Regions from separate parts of the Homo sapiens genome. Here regions 1 and 3 are each linked to region 2. The links are chromatin loops, found by intact Hi-C in ENCODE. Cell type or tissue: heart right ventricle. All regions are shown on one strand. Each heading gives the region's core, and the rest is flanking DNA. Links, peaks and the distances in the headings are about the cores only.

Region 1 (5,855 bases), core at 232-5,231, 470 kb after region 2:
TAAATTAATTTCATAACCCATTAGTAGTTTCCAAAAGAGTCAAAATTTCAGATTCTTTTAAATGTGATAAATTGTTCCTTGAGCCCTTGGATCTATTTCTTTACCCTCAGTTTAGCTGACTCATCGATTTGATGTAATCTCTCTCTCTCTCTATATATATATATAGTTTGTATTGGTGTTTTTCCTTTCATTTATCATTTATTGAATAGCTTCATAACTCCCAGTGTTTCACTCCTTCCTTTCATGTTAAAAATGAATTTCATAAATTTAAGATTGTGCCAGGCACAGTGGCTCATGCCTGTAATCCCAGCACCTTGGGAGGCTGAGGTGGGTGGATCGCTTGAGCCCAGGAGTTCGAGACCAGCCTGGACAAAATGGCACGACCCTATCTCTAAAAAAATACAAAAATTAGCCAGTGTGGTGGCGCACCTCTGTGGTCCCAGCACTGCTCAGGAGGCTGAGGTGGGAAGGTCACTTGAGCCTGGGAGGCGGAGGTTGCAGTGAGCCAAGAGTGCACCACCGCACTCTGGCCTGGGTGACAGTGAGACTTTGTCTCAAAAACAATAATAAAAATAATAAATAATGAAAAAAATGATAACATTAATGAGCCTATAGAATATCTGGCTTTACTGGTTCTTTAGTAGTTTACATTGTTTGCTAGTTAAAAAAAAAGGATGTCTGCTGTGTCCCCTGTATTTTCAGTATAAAGATGAAATGTCTTCAATATTTTCATCAGCTTTCAGAGTTCTTATTGATCTTACTGACTTTTCCTGTTTTGTTGGTTGCAATTCCTTGTAAATGAATTGCTATTGTTTGGAAAATAAGGATTTTTTTTGAAAATCTTAAAATGGTGTTTTCTTTCTTCAGAGTTTTTAATTATAAATGAAGTAATTTCCTTACAATTTAGAACTTTTAAGAAATAGAATAAAAATTACCCTCTACTTTAAAAATGTCATTTGTTTTCTTATTGTGGGAATTTATATATAATTGATATATTTACATATAACTCAGTATTATGAATAATATCATTTTATAATAAAATATCAGTATTCCAACAGTGGAAATTGTAAATACCAAAGCCCTTAACTCTTGTTAGTCCTCCTTCTAAAATTTGGCGTATACTTCATGTTTTAGTACATGCACTTTATATTTCTTTTGGCTTGATATCATTGTTGGGGTTGCTTACTGTGCTGTGTTGCATTAACTTATCTAGTGAGCTTGCTTTGTGCCATTTGACTATACAAAAATAAATAATGAAAACTTTGTCTATCAGCTTATAGCTCAGCGCTCCATCAGAGGAGTAAAAATATACAAATTTTTAAACTGTAATAAATCCAGTAACAGAAATGATGTAATGTATTTGTGAAAAAGATTAAAATTATTGTGTATCTGGAAAGCCATCTGTCTATTGGAAGGTGGCCATTGTTAGAACTTATTTTTTTGAAGCCGTGGAACACTTTGTTCATAGAAAATCCTGTTCAGCCCAACAATAGTAGCTATTATGGTTGAAAGAGGTTTGGACGCCTTGAAATCCCAAGGGCTCTTGACATTGAAAACCTCTGATCTCAACTGTCTGCGGGACGCCTATAAAAGGATAGAGGATAATTTGTTGTAAATAAGTAATTTTCACTGTGGTTTTTTGGCATAATCGTATATTTGAGAGCACAAGTCTAAGCTGGCCAGAAGTCTGTAATAACAGCAGTGTAGGTGAGCAAAAATGGGACCCTGAACTGTAGCAAAGGGTTTCGATAGAGACTTGGGAGGGGAACCCGCAGAATGTGATGATAGGCTGTGAAGAGGGAGAAGCTTCGGAAGTTGTCCCTTTATCTTTTGGTTGGAGGGTGTTGGTGAGACCGCAGATACAGGAAAATAAAGGTGTTTTTCTATTTTTTGGTCATGGGTGGCTGGCCCTCTGGAGTTCCTTGTGGTCCCCATGTAGTTATTGGAACCTTTGTTAGTCTTCATTTTATTTCACTTTCTTGTTTTATAGGCATGTGATCAATAGCCCTCGATGATGATTCCTGTCTCCTTTTCTCCAGATGCCAACAGCTTTGTCTTTTGAATGTGATACTGTGCGGTATTACATCCTGGATAGTATAAAGTGACCTTTCTAAAATAGCACCAAAATTGGTATTTGATGCTATATGTGGTTCTCAGTTGTGCCGAACCTGTCTCAGATAGCTGTGTCGTGTGCTCGGCTCAGCCACTGTTTCTGGACATTTTGCCTATTCTTTCTCACAAAGCAATCGCCATCTTTTTGCTTCTCTGTTTTAATGACCTTGTTAATGCTGTCCATGTGAAGCATTTAGAGGAGCTTCCTCACTCCCCTGGGCCGCTTCAGGCTTGGCCATATTGCACTTGCTCTGCTAGAGTGGGAGGAGTCTCTTCTTGTACCCCATACACCCTCCTTGTTTCATATTTTGTCAGGATCATCTGGGAAAGCACTAACTTCTAGTTCCAGTTTGCTTAGATTTTGCATGGGCACCATTCTTTCTGTTTCTGTTTATTGCTTCTCCACTCCCGAAAACCCCCCAAAACTTAGATGGCCATGTTTGTGGCTGTTGGGAGTCTTGTTTTGAGCTGATGGTCTTCTAGGATCAGCATCCTTTACCCACAGCCACTTCCGCAACGCCTGCCGCTCTGTTTTCTTTCAACTCTCTTTTCTCTCCTTGTCAGTCCCCCTTGGCTTTTCTTTCTTTCTTCGTTTTTTTGGCGGAGTTTTGCTCTTGTTGCCCAGGCTGGAGTGCAGTGGCATGATCTTGGCCCACTGCAACCTCCGCCTCCTGGGTTCAAGCGATTCTCTTGCCTCAGCCTCCCGAATAGTTGGGACTATAGGCACCCACCACCATGCCTGGCTAATTTTTGTATTTTTAGTAGAGACGGGGTTTCACCATGTTGGCCAGGTAGATCTCAAACTCCTGACCTCAGGTGATCCACCTGCCTCTGCCTCCTAAAGTGCTGGGATTACAGGCGTGAGCCACTGTGCCTGGCCTCCATGAGCAACCTTTTTGGCTGACTGGGCCTCACTTAAGTTTTCACATTGTATTAACAGCTGAATGAAGTAGCATTTTCACAGTTATTTTCTTGCCCTCTAATAATTGTCTTTGCTGATTTAATCAGTTTTCTTTGGACTTAGTAGTTTTTTGTTCTTTCAGTTCCCTTGTCAACTTCAACTTGATCGCTTGCATTTACTGGCCACCTCCTTAAATGAGAATGTGGAGCGGCACACACAGCTCTTTCCCATGGAGAGAGTGCCACCTTGTGGATCTCTAGGATATTGCCGAGGAGGCTCTTAGATCCTGGCTCCATTTTTCCATTTACTGGTAAACTGAAGTTCACATCTTTGACTTTCAAGCACTTTAATACCTTACCTGGGTTCCTGTCTATTCAGTTCATTAATTTACTTATTAAGAAAATATTTGAGTGCCAATCAAGCATTATGTAGTGTATATATTGGGGGTACTTAAGAGTTAGAGGAGTTTAAAAACTATTGAGGAGAAACTCCCAATGTGAATAATTATGACGTTCTGGCACCTGCGTCACGTGAGCATGTACACAGGGCACTGGGAAGCTGGAAGAAAGCGACTCACTTTCCTTGGAATATACCAAAACACTTCTCAGAGGAGGTGATAGTTAACCTGGAACTAGAAGGATGAGTAATAAATTTACAAGAGAAAATATACTATTTAGAAGCTAGACTGCAGGTTTGTTCAAAACCTTTGTGGCATAGGTGGAAAAAAAAATGTGTGGCCTGGCCGAACAGGATGAAGTTTGCAGCATAAGGAATGTTGGGGTTGGGAGCAGAAAGCAAAGCTGTAGGTTGGTCCTTTCAGAGACGATCGTAAGAGAGGAAAGGAGATGAGGAAGATGAAGAGAACTAGTATTTTTTGTTACCATCATGCAAGGTACTGCATATATATTGTTTCATTAAATAAAAGGAGCTCTGTGAAGAAGGCATCAATGTCTTCCATTTTGCAGTTGAGGAACTAGAATCTCAGAATTTGACTTTACCACGATCACGTGGCTAGCGTGGAAGAAGGAATCTGTGCTCCAGAACCTGCGCTCTTTGCACAGCATTTCCTGCTTCCTTCATGGGCTCTGCCAGGGGGTTTGGACCTTCTCCTGTGAAGGACCATGGGGTTCATCAGAAGGATGTCATCTGATCCGATTTACCTGAGCAAATGATCACTGAAATGTTTCCCAGCTTCTACTAGGCATGATGCGCAGTTCCTGCCTTGAAAGGAAGTTCATTGTAGTTGGAAGAAGATGCTCAGGAATAAGAAATCATTACAGAAAAACATAAAACAATGAAATTAGATGGGCTAAGTATTTTAGAGTTTGGAAAACAGTGAGTGAGAAGATTTTCTTAAAGTAGTAGTTTTTGAGCCATCTCTTAAGGTACAGTGGGATGTAGAGGGTAGATGGAGAGAGGTAAACATCTTGAACAGCATGGCAGAGTTGGAATGAACAGAAGGAAAGCAGCCTGTCAGGAGCAGCAGGTTATGTTGAGGGGTAGTAGGAAGGAAGGTGGGAGAGGTGAGGGGGTCAGATCAAGTATTTCCCTCATGCCCATTATTCTTTGTTTAGACTTGGGATAATGCTCAGCGGGGATCATACAGTTCTGATTGCCCCAGAGGCTTTCTATCTGTTTACATTGGAAGGTGAACTGATCATTTTATAATGGTCTGTATTTGGTTTTGTTTGGCCTCGTTAATTTCCTTCCTGTTGATGAAAAACAGAAACAGGAGCCTTTTAGAGTTTCTCGTTATAAACCAGGGCTTTTGTGACTTCCGTTTTGTCCATTGTGGGATGAGATGTATTGAAATGAAATCAGTTGTCCATTGTGGTTCCTAGCTCAAGATCCTGTGGTCAAATTCTGAGATTCTAAGAAGGATTTGGTCTTCTGTAAGCGTGAATTCCCCTGATTAGAGAGACTCGCAAGTACTGCTTTCCTATACGAACCTCTTTAGTCTTCAGATTTCTGTTTTTTGCCCAGTACTGGTAGTGTCAGGTTATTTGGAAATCCTCAGTCAGGGTTCTTTCAGGATTAAGCTTTGGCATTTCAGCAACACTTGAAGGGGCTCCTTTGCTCATAATTTTAAAAAAAAATTATTTGAGGAAAAATTAAAATAGCACTGATTAATACAATGTATGTACCTAGTTGCATGGATATTAATAGAGTTGTACTTTTTTTCCTGCCATTTGTTCCTCTTGGGAGTTCATATTGAGACCATTTTTTCTGAAAGTTTTTCAGAGTTGGCCAGCCCCATGTGTAAGAAACATCCAGGATATTTGTTTAAAAGTCACTTTGATGGATCTCCTATCTAATGATCAGAAACTGGGGAATTGGGTGGGATAGATGCATTTTAAATTAACATCTTAGGTGATTCATTTGCACATCAGGGCCTGAGAACTACTAGATAGAATAGAATCTCAGTGTTAGTCTTAGATATTTATTATTATTACTACCACTACACTTACTTCTTGTCTTACAATGTGGTTACATCCCAATAAACCCACTATATGTTGAAAACATCCTAAGTCAAAATGCAGTTAACGTACCTAGCCTACTGAACATCATTGCTTAGCCTAATGATATGGTTAGGCTCTGTGTCCCCACCCAAATCTCATGTCAAATTGTTGTGCCATTGGGGGAGGGACCTAGTGGGAGGTGATTGGATCATGGGGGCAGATTTCCCCTATGCTGTTCTCATGATAGTGGATGAGTGTTCATGAGATCTGGTGGTTTAAACATGTGTAGCACTTCCCTCTTTGCTTTCTTTTCTGCTCCACCATGGTAAAACATGCTTGCTTCCCCTTCGCCTTCCCCCATGATTGTAAGTTTCCTGAGGTGT
Region 2 (5,855 bases), core at 534-5,533:
AATATTTTTGAATGAATGAATTATACAAAATACTAATGGCTTTGAGAATTTTATGAAACAATGTTAACAAGAAATTTTATTTCCATGCCTTTAAGTGTAATTCAAAATGATTCTGTGTATCAGATTTTCATGCTGATCCTTCCAAATTCCAGCACATTAACATAAATATAAAATGTTAATTTCTTATGTTCTCCAATTCCTGGTGTTTATTCACGGTATTTATTCATGGTGGTTCCCTGAAGACCCAGGACGGCTCAGAACAAAACTTCTGTATCCCTTGATAAACTAGAGCATCAAAATCATTCACTAATCCAGTTTCATGTCTTGGCTGCAAACTGGTAACTTTGTCTCACATATATCACAATAAGTTCACATTAACATTTTTATTCTGATCTACTAGCTTAAATTTAACATTTTATTACAAGAATTGACACCCATATGCCATAGCCTCTCAACCATTATTATCATGATGAATATACTTAGGTAGGCATATCTTCTCTGCCATCAGAATTCTGGGGTTCACATTCAGTCTGTAACACATCATATTTTGTGCCTTTGGACGAGTTACTTAGCCTCTTTGTGCCTCACTTTCCTCACCTATAAATCAGAATAATAATATGTATCTCCTAAGGTTATTATGAAGATTAAATGAAAAATATTAAATAAAAGTGTTTTAGTATCTGACACACAGTAAGTACTCAATAAGGGTAAGCAATTACTAACCATAAGTAGCTAATACTTCATTATAATAGTTACATCAACATATTTCAAAATGGATATTAAAACTGCAAAGGAGTTTTGAGGATTCCTTTGCATTCTTACAAGGAAAAAAAAGTGACTCTTTCTGCTCTACTGGTTTCTGGGTGTAAAAGATTAATTCAGATGTTACTCTCACTATGTCTAGGTTTTTCACAGTAAAGCAACAGCTTTATATAAACTGTCATATTCCTAGAACCAAACCAAATAAAAGAATTGTACCTTTCAAAACCACTCAGAACTGGATCTCCAGTGAAAAGATAAACCTTTTCCTAGAAAACACTTGTTCTACTGTCAGTCTGATTACATGGAACAGGACTTCTGAGTTCTGACATCTTGTCTGTGCTTAGCAAGGAAAAGAGCAGAAGAGGCAAAAGCATGCCCCGTTTCTTAGGGTTAACACAGTTTCATCCAGATGGAGTGGGGAGTTTTCCTGATAGCCTTGTTGTTATAATTTCTGCCTGTTGCTCATAAATGTGGTAGAATAATATTAATAGATTGCCTTCCTCCCCAATATTCTCTTTTCTCAATCTCATTGCCCATCACCCCAAACAAGCAGCTAGGCATTCTGTGCTCTTTGCTTTTAAAGAAAGAAGTGACAGCAAAGAAAGCAGAGGGAACAAAGGGAATCTCTTCCTGTCTTTGGTGTTGCAAAAGGCTTGGCTTTACAGAAACAGATAAGACTCTTGGCTATAGCAAAAGATTTGGACAAAACATCTTTTATAAGATCATGGCTTTCCATTCTCAGAAAAAAAATCAAACAAAAAACCCACTTTCTGTGTTGGGAGATGACAAGATTGTGGATGGTGCACAGGGGAAAGTGAGAGAGGAGGCAATGGCAAGGCAGATTTCCACAGTCCCAGAGACAGGGAGTCTTACCATGGTCCCCGTCACATACCTGGGAAGCCACCAAACCTCCATAGATGGGTTTGTGAAATCCAGGAGCAGAGGGACGTGTTCCTTGATTCCTGAACTGTCCCAGGAAGGCAACAGGCCCCAGAAAGAGAACAAGATTCATGGTGTGATTAGGTAGATGGGAACTAGACAGGGTCACAGAGATTTTGTATGCCCTAACTTGAAGTGGAAACAAAACAATATCCCTGTACACCCATGTATGACGTGGAAAAGAAAGGCAGCCTCCACATTTAAAGGGAGCCTGCAGAAGGGAACTCTGAACTCATTAGAGATTTGTAGAACTGATAACTGAGTTAGGATCGTGAATTTCTCACTGGATGCCTGTGTAGGCAGATCACATTGAGAACCAGAGGCTCCAAACCCCCAAATTTGCTGTTATATTAGGCTTTTTTGAATTTAGATCCAACCCCAAGGGAGAGAAAGGAGGAATACCAGAAATAGACACGGATTATGATATTACCAGCCCTTTAAAATAGGCAATTCAGAATTGAATTTCAGCGGAGTTATAGAAAAATAAAGTTGTATTTCATACAGATCTAACTTTATTCCTTTACATGGGCATAGGTTGTAGATCACTGAGGTCCTTACTAGGATCCTGGACAAATTTGAAGTAACATCCAACCTCTTTGTCAAAGATAAGAAATTAGGAAGGATAGCAGAGTTAGAAGAGGAAATTTCAGGATCCTGTCTGTAGAATCAGACTCTGAAACCAAAGATAGAACTCCAAAGAACAGTTTAGCATGTAACTCCTTAAAGAGGAGACGAAATGAATTCTGCCTAGGAAGCACTGGTGTTGATGAGACAGTAACATGTGGGAGAGTTTCCTAACCAAGAATTTCTGCTCTGAACCACATAGAGAAAGTGATGCTTCCACTACAAGAGTCATAATTACAGATCAGAATGAGATAGCAACTCTCAGGTTTTGCCTGCTAAATTTACGAGTATCTAAGGATAACTGTAGGTCTTCTGAGCCAGAACATTGAATAAATGAAAGACGGCAAATGCCACCAGGGGACAGCAGAGTCTCCACCACTGGCAGAAATCATCGCACAGACAGAAGTGGTGCAGTGGACTTAGTGCCTGAGGACTCCCAACGGGACAAGCTTCTTCATCTAGGGGCTGGAAGTGACATGGCAAAAAAGGATATTGATTATTAGTTCACAATAGCACCAGGTAGACAGGGCTTATGTGCAATAAGGAGTAATAGTAAAATCTTTCTGAAGAGCAGTAAGATTATTTTCTTCTCTGCAGAGTAATAGGATTAATGTTTACTGTTTTCAGTTGAAAAAGTGTATTTACCCATATTTGATAGAACAAAACCAGTGATAGACTTGTTCAGTATTTCTTTTCTCTGAAGAAAAAAATGTTACATGAACCTAAAAGAACTTTTAAAACAATGACTTGTGACTATCATAAACAAAAATAGTAATAATTAGCACCTATTGATCATTACTATGTGCCACACTTGTGCCAGGTACTTTACATACTTCATCTTAGTTAGTCCTTAAAATAACTTTGGAATGTAGGTAACTTTATTATCCCATTTTACCTCTGTAATCCTTACAAGGCAAATAAGGGTTAGAGAGGTGAAAAAGTGTTGCCCAATATGATTCTAAAACCACTTCTACCATACACTAGAAAAATATAATCTAACAATCTTGATAGGTTTAAATATTTGTTTTAAAATACCATGATATATAAAGGGCCCCTGAGCTCCTTCTGACATTAATGCTGGAGTTGTTTTATCCCTATATAATTTGGTTTTGAGATATCATAATAAAATGGTTTAGGTTTTTATACCTTTTGTAAGATATTCTAAATTTATAGAATGTGAATAGAGGCAAATAATACATTTTTTCCACAGGAAATAAAAACAATAATAAAACTTCCACCAAATCTCTTTGCATGGAGTGAGAAAGGTTAGAGAATTAGTGCCAATCTTTTGGCATCTCCATGAACTTCCCTAATTCTGTGCAGAGATAGAAGCCAAAAGAAACAAATAGATGTGCAACTAACAGACGCTGGTGTCTCTGAAAAAGGGTTATGCTAAGTAGAAGAGTTTATGTAGAGAGGATCTGTTAGGGCTTATTGATTGACTCGACTTTTGTGACCTGTTGAGGATTTAAGATATTTTCCCAACAGCAACAGTAAACCAATGAAAAGGATTTTCAGCAGGGTTGACATGAAAAGATTTGCATGTTTAAAAGACTATTCTGGACCGAGCACCACGGCCCACACCTGTAATCCCAGCACTTTGGGAGGCTGAGGCAGGGGGATCACCTCACCCAAAGTCAGGAGTTCAAGACCAGCCTGGCCAACATGGCAAAACCCCATCTCTACAAAAAATACAAAAATTAGTTGGGCATGGTGGTGGGTGCCTGTAATCCCAGCTACTTGGGAGGCTGAGACAGGAGAATCACTTGAACCCAGGAGGCAGAGGCTGCAGTGAGCTGAGATCATGCCACTGCACTCCAGCCTGGGTAACAGAACAAGACTCTGTCTTAAAAAAAAAAAAAAAAAAAAAAAAAAAGACTATTCTGGTTCTAGCTTGGAGAACAAAATGGAGGGGAGCCATAATGGATTTAAAGAGGATACTGAGCAGGTTACTATTGGTGAGTGATGACTCCACTTGTACTAAAGTTGTGATAGTAAAGATGGATAAAAATGAATGGATGGGAAAGGTACAGGGGTGATCAACAGTAACAAGTGTTGGACTGGATGTGGGATATGACTGTGCAGAATGGAAAAAGGATGACACTTGGCTTCCTGAGATACACAATTGGATGGATGGTGAGGCTGTTTACTGAGATGAGGAACACTGGAAGAAAAAGATAGCGTTTGAGTGGAATATCATCACTTTGGTCTCAACATGGTACCTCATGTTGAATTTGAGGTACCTTTGAGACATCCAAATAGAGATACTGAGTAGTTAGTTGGACATATAAAGGGAAAGATCTAACACTGAGATATAAATTTAGGTATCATGGTATACAGATGATAATTTAGTGGGGAAAGGTGTAATAGTTGGACAGGGGGAGTAGAGGGTGAATAGAGAAAAGATCCTAGGACAGAGCCTTGAGAAACTGCACTTTTTAAAGGCCAGGAGGAGAGAAGAATGAGTCTGCAATGGAGGCAGAGAAGAAGAGTAGAAAGACAAGCCAGGAAGAAAATGTGGCATTATGACATTGACGGGAAAAAAGAGTGTTTCAAGGAGAGAGTGATAAACAAGTTGACTAGGAAATTAAGCAAAAAGAAGACTGATAGATATCCATTGAATGTAGTGACATGGAGGCAATTAATGAGCTTGCTGAGACGTTAAAAATGAATGGTATTATATCTCAAATAAAAGAACCTGTGATTTTTCATTTTTTATATTCCTAGTCTTAACATTTATTCCTAGTAATCTTACTATTGTAATACTGTTAAAATGTATTGAAAATGATGCATACAATTTAAAAATCCTATAAACATAAAAATTTCTTCTTAATAATAGAGAGTTTTATTCCTTGAGATTCTGTTTCTTTGGCAGAATGATTTCTGGGAATTAAAGATACAAAAACAAACATTACTCCATACCTACTGTGTGCCAGATGCTTTCACATATAGGTACCTTCTGTATCCTAATGCCATTATTAACCATCCTAGATACATATTGATTACTAACAGTTTGAATTTGGTAGCAGTTTGATTACTAACAGTTTGAATTTGATTGGTTTGAATTTCAAAGAAGATGGATTGGCACTTGGGAATTTTTTAGTCATCTTTCCAATATCATATCCCACCAAAGTTGATATATCCCAAAGTGAACTCTCATCTATACCTTACACTCAAATTACCTTCTCCTGTTACCCTCTCTATTTTTTTAAAGGTACCTTGGTCTAGAAACCCTTAAGATCTCACTCTACTTCTGCACACAGTAGATCTCAGGAATGTTCACTGTCACAATCTGTCAATTCTTCTTGTATAATATCTCTCCAATGTATCTCCCTTCTGTTCAGGAAATTTCATACATAAACAAAATAGTCTATTAATGGTTTTCCATCTCTATGGTTTCTCTACATTATAACAGAAACATTAAATAATATAATGGGTACCATTCTTGATAAAACCAAAACAGAGAATTACTCCTCCCCAAGGTATTTTCTCGTATTAACCATCAAAAACAAACAATACATACTATTTTT
Region 3 (5,855 bases), core at 560-5,559, 120 kb after region 2:
GTAGGATAGAGCACTGGGCAATGTCATGAGGTGCCTATTCTAGGCCCTAGCTCCCAGACAACATTTTCAGACACAGCCTGGGCACAAAGGAACCCGCTGCCTTGAAGGGAAGGACCCAGTACTGGCAGGATTCATCACCTGCTGACTTAAGGCCCTGGGTGAGACTCTGAGACGTGACATGACCTAGCACAGTCACTGCTGTGGTGGCTTTGAGGAGAGGCCCCTTATGCTTGAGAAAACGGTACCAGGTTGGCCATAGTGGGGTAGAGCACCAAGCAGGCACTTAGGGTCCTCAGTTCCAGACATTGGCTCTTGGACAGCATCTATGGACCTGCCCTGGGCCAGAGGGGACCCCACTGCCCTAAGGGTGAGTCCCAGGCCTGGCAGCATTCACCATAAGCTGACTGAAGAGCCCTTGGGCGTTAAGTGAACATCACTATAGGCTGGCAGTAGCCACTATGGGCCCGTGGTGGTGGTGGACATGGAGAGAGACTCCTCTGCCTGGGGACAGGAGAGGGAAGAGTTGGAATGACTTTGTCTTGTGGCTTGGGTGCCAGCCCAGCTGCAGCAGAACAGAGCATCAGGTAGATTCGTAAGGTTTCTGACTCCAGGCATTGGCTCACAGCATCTCTGGACTCACCAGGGGGAACTTGCCACCTTTGAGGGAAGGACACAAGCCTGGCTGGCTTCACAACCTGCTGATTTTAGAGCCCTAGGTCTTCAGCAAATACAGGCGGTAACCAGGTAGTACTTGCAGCAGGCCTTGGGCAATACCCAGTGCTGTGCTGGCTTCAGGTCTGCCCCAATACAGTCTCAATGGTGGTGGTCACAGGGATGTTTGTTTCACCCTTCCTCCAGCTCTAGGCAGCTCAGCAGAGAGAGAAAGAGACTCCATTTGTTTGGGACAAAGTAAAGGAAGAGAACAAGAGTCTTTGCCTGGTAATCCAGAGAATTCTTCTAGATCTTATCCAAGATCAGCCAAGGGGAGCACAGTGTCAGCTGGCTTGTTCAGATACAGCTGCAGTGACCAAAGACTTAGATCACAATACCCAAGTCCCTTCAAATATTTGGAAAGCCTGCCCAAGAAGGGTGGGTACAGACAAGCCCAGATTGTGAAGACTACAATCAATACCTAACTCTTCAATGCCCAGACACTGACTGACATCTACAAGCATAAAGACCATCCAGGATCACGTTACCTCACCAAATGGACTAAATACAGCACCAGGGGCCAGTCCTGGAGAGACAGAGATATGTGACCTTTCAGACAGAGAATTCAAAATAGCTGTGTTGAGGAAACTCAAAATTCAAGAGAACACAGAAGGAATTCAGAATCCTATCAGATATATTTAATGAAGAAATGGAAATAATTAAAAAGAATCAAGCAGAAATTCTGGAGTTGAAAAATGCAATTGTCATACTGAAGAATGCATCAAAATTTTATATGGCATGGGAGCCTTCAGAGATACCCAAAGACCCAAGGGAAAACTGTCCCTTTTTATGCTTAGATTTGATGAAGGAGTGGGTAGCCAGGTAGAATTGTAATTGGACAAAAGGGGGTTGATCTTATAGTCACAGACCAAAGGGGAAAACCCACCTAGCAAGGGCCCATCCTGATTCTTCTTGATCTCTCTGTGTGGCATTTCTTCCTGTCAGGTATAGGACTGGACCCCTTCTGGAATTAAGGGTCTTACGATCTACTTTCAGATAAAGTAGGCCTAAGAATTTCCTTATAGCCAGCTCTTACATAGAAAGGCAAGGGAATGTTAAAGTAATATTTCTAGGTTTCATGGCGGGCTTTGGGGGAAAAGGGGATCTAGTTTCTGTGACTTGCCTTAATGAAGAGGAATTTTAGTTTCTGTGGTTTGCCTTGCAGGGAGGAGGGGGAGCAGGAGAAAGAAGGTCAGGAGAAGATCTGAGACAGACTTGACTTCTGAGGCCTTCCAGTGTCCTTTGGTTCAAAGTGCTCAGGATGCCAGGGCACCATATTTTGGGGTATCATTTTCTGAGCCCTAATACTGTGACAGGAGAAAAGTATTTATCCAGCAAGTACCATCTGTCAACCTTGTTCTCTGCCTGCCAGAAGTTGATTTGCTCAGCATAAGGGAAGGAGAGAGGCAGGACCCTAGAGATGTGGGAGGGGGCTTCTGGATTCTGTAGGGGACTTTAGGAACTAGGGGGCAGGACAGAAACGTCTAATTAGGATGTTTTATTAAGTAATTTTGTGTGACTCCAAGGAAAAGCTCTCTTCTAACTCCTTTCAAAATTCTCAGAAAAATTACCTGTTCACTGATACTTGAAATGTGGATTTGGTTTTGGGGATTTAAGTCTGGTCTCAAGATGGCAACCAGGTCAGCTTACTGGGGCCAGCCACATGTAACAGTTTGGTTAAAAAAAAAAAAAAGTGCCATACGTTCAGGAAGCATTTGCTAATTGCCTACTGTGGTCAAGGCACCGTTATGGGTACAATGGATGCAAAGATGATTAAGACCTACCAAACAAATTTTCTGTGAATATCAGCTAGATAAAAGGAAAAGCATCTCAGAGACCTCTGCTTTGGAAAGAAACTTGAGTCATCATGTTCATTGATACTATTATAGACTTGTCCACCACTTACCCCAGTTGCCTACCACACCTGGCATTACTTATTAGTTGATAGCAAAGTAACTCCTGTAGTATTTAAGAGCTCAGGTCGGGAAGTCAGGTTATTTACATTTGCCTACAAAAGTATAAATGTAATAGTTCATGTGGAGACACTGCTTTATCAAGTGATATTCATGAGCATAGTATACTGTATTTACCAAAATCAATTTCCTTTGCCCTGTGATTTGTTTCAGAAAATGTTGACTGGCCATCTGTAGCACCCTATTTTATTTTCCACTGGACTGAGTGACATTTCAATGTCTAATTCCTTAGCCTTAGGGAAGTAAAAGCAGAACAAGTCTGTTTTCTTCCATTCTTTCAAACCAGTAGATGTTCATCAAGCAGCTTGACTTGAAAGAAACCCTTTGCCTACCTGAGAGGGACTAGTCCCTCCTCCCTGCCTGTTAGAAAAGTCTGGGATGGCACTGTCAGCTCATACTTCCTGAGACACAGGTGTAGGCATCTAATATGTAGCAGGAGGAAGCAGAGAAAGGTTCAGAGGCAAATAAGTAATCCAAGCAGAAAGCATATTGGAGAGTAGAGGTTTCTTTTTCACAGACAACAGAGTAGCAGTGGGGGCTGGAGGGAAGGAGGATAAGTATTGTATATATGGAGATGAAGTTTGGGAGACAGGATACTAGATGGGGAAAAAACTTATTTGCCTAATTTTACCTCAAAGTATAGAGTGAAGGATTACTAAGGAGGAAATATGTGTAAAGTAAGCATTATGTATGGCATTAGTTACCTGGTGGCAATATAGTTATGTTGTGTGGACCATTTTAGTAGAAATCTGCAATCTACAGTCTGAGCAATGATTATTTTGCATTTGTAATATGGGCCTGCTAATTTGTGCACTTGCTACATCTGTGACTCTTATTTCGTTTAATTTGTGTTCCTTTTTAAAGGATGTTTTCTTTGCTGTTCAGAAATCTTAGGAAGAGAGAAATTATAGTCTCCCCCTGCTGGATATGACTGGTAGAACCTGAAATTTTAGATTACTTGGCATAGATATTTTTTTTCCAATTTTTGGATTGTATTAAAATACATATAATATGAAATTTACCATCTCAACCATTTTATTAGGTTGGTGCAAAGGTAATTGCGGGTTTTGTCATTTTTTTAGTGGCGAAGTGTACAGTTTAGTGATATTAAATACATAATAAATGTAGAGTTCAGTGATATTAAATACATTCTTAATGTTGTGCATTATGTAGCTACATGAGGACTAATTGACCTCAACTTTCAAATTCCAAATTCTTCCTACAGCCTCACTAAGCAGTCTTTTGATCACACCTTTCCCATCTCCAAGCTCCTCTACATCTTCTTCCAGCAGTTACCAGCGCCGCTGGCTTCGAAGTCAGACAACAAGTTTGGAAAATGGCATCATCCCAAGAAGGTGAGTTGCAAGTTTCCTCTTGCTGAGAAAAGTAGGAGTGTAGGCAGCTTGATGAAACTGGCAGGGAGGCTGTTCGTGCCTATTGTCAGTGGAAAAAAAACCAAAACTTTTTTATTAGCTTCAGCTGAGCCTGAAAGTTTACAAATTGGAAGTTCTAAAGGGAAGAATAAATAAAAGCTGAAATTTTAAAATCTCCTCCTTTGGAAGACACTGGGGAGTATCTGGGTAGTTGTATCATGTTGAGCTAGATTGGGTGTTCATTTAAAATGGTGTGCTCTCTTTAAAATGAGTCCCTTCCAGATGTAGCTTGTATAAGTAATGAAGGGTGGATCAATCTCTTCCTTGGCTACAGTGATACCAGTGTGGTATTCAAAAATATATGAAGTCAAGGGTTTGTGATATATTCTCTTTGTAAAATGTAAATTCTTCAACTAAACAGATATGAACATGATTTTAAATAGAGATGGCATCTAGGTATTTTCTGTCTTTATTTCAGCTGGTTTTGTGTGCAAAATGTACATTTGATGTTACATTCATAGCTTCCAACTTGTTCTTCCTACAATCCAAATACTTGAAGTGGAATTTTTATATGTACCTATAAAAATTCACATGTCAATTAACTGATTTAGTAAATTGACTAGTACTCAACATACGTAGAGATCCGTGAAGGTATAAGACAGTTCAGCTATGTGCCTGTACTTGGATAGTTTACAAGATGGTACATGATAAATATCACAGGGAGACATAAAGTGCCATGAGACTCAGGATGGAGAAAATACAGTGATGGTCATGGGGGGAATTAGGGAGCCCTTCCTGGAAGAGATGACACTGCAGGGACAAGCTGAGAAACTGAGGGGTCAGGATGTGTGAGCAGCACATGTCAGGTGGCTTGCCTCGCTTCTGTTCCTTTCACAATCCTAGGGAGCTAGCTGGAAAGAAAAAATTATAGCTTTGTCACCCATCAAGAAGCTGCTTTTTGGTTGGTGGACTTTGAATGAGATGATTAAAAGCTTGGAATTTTGTGTGAACACAAGTCCTAGCTCTGTCACTCACTAGATGTCTGATAGAATAAGTTAACCTGGATTCTGAGTGTTGCATCGTCATCTGCAATATGATAATAATACTAGCACAGCTTCCGAGTGTGGCTGGGAGGGTTAAATGAGATAAATCAAGTCCGGTGTTTAGCCAAGACATAGGATATGGGCAATAAAATGTGGCCAATGTGAATTATTTACTATTATTATTGCTGTCATTGTCATTACCATTACTGCAACTGTCAGGAGACGGCATCGCCACCATCCTCACTGTCATTATGACAGCTTCTGTGATTGGAAGAGATAGGTCTTGGAAACCATCCTCTTTCAACATTTCTTTTCTGAAAATGTTTTTTTATCCCTTCAGGTTTAAATCCAAAGTTGAAATAATACACCTAAAATAAGTATCTTACATTCAGAAAGGTTGTGAATATGGTCAAGGCTGGCTACCTAGTTTATGGGCCAGTGCAAAATAAAAATGTGGTCCTCTTACCCAAAAAACAAGAAAAGAGTTATTAAAGGGACTAAAAAGAAAAAAAGTTTTTCTTTAAGAATACTTTATATGTAAGATATAATAGAGATGATAGTGATAGATGAATAATAATATAAACTAATAAATTCCAAACATAATATTTTTGATGTCATAATTTTATATTATAATATCATTATGTGATATCTTGTGTTGTAAGCCTTTTCTGCAAATACATTTGTTTAGTCATCAAAGTTTATAGTTTTAGCAACTTGGCTTTCAGTGGATATAATTGAAAGTGATAGTCACTCCT

Evidence for each region. Peaks named below come from ENCODE experiments on the same cell type or tissue, not always from the same donor. Only the 100,000 strongest peaks of a DNase experiment are listed, where the experiment ranks them.
Region 1: it touches region 2 in a loop (5-fold over the local background); 85 of 110 quality-filtered maps call a loop at or near these places.
Region 3: a loop joins it to region 2, with 8 times the contacts of the local background. A loop is called at or near these places in 105 of 110 quality-filtered maps.

What each region holds. Positions count from the first base shown.
Region 1 is chr4:159,199,910-159,205,764 of GRCh38, forward strand. The region is part of intron 3 of RAPGEF2 (Rap guanine nucleotide exchange factor 2); the gene reads left to right. Among named protein-coding and RNA genes, the nearest start is that of MIR3688-1, 74 kb to the left of the region's middle. In heart right ventricle, for the core only: CTCF peaks have their summits at 3,258 (motif pointing left) and 3,460; a DNase peak (open chromatin) is centred at 3,242; H3K27ac peaks cover 5,000 bases.
Region 2 is chr4:158,727,464-158,733,318 of GRCh38, forward strand. No RefSeq gene overlaps it. Among named protein-coding and RNA genes, the nearest start is that of PPID, 7.0 kb to the left of the region's middle. In heart right ventricle, for the core only: CTCF peaks have their summits at 2,676 (motif pointing right) and 2,886; a DNase peak (open chromatin) is centred at 2,708.
Region 3 is chr4:158,847,412-158,853,266 of GRCh38, forward strand. It overlaps FNIP2 (folliculin interacting protein 2), which reads left to right. Exons shown (of 17, transcript NM_020840.3): 8 at 3,910-4,039. Among named protein-coding and RNA genes, the nearest start is that of FNIP2, 81 kb to the left of the region's middle. In heart right ventricle, for the core only: a CTCF peak has its summit at 3,616 (motif pointing left); no DNase peak of the experiment used is centred there; H3K27ac peaks cover 2,797 bases.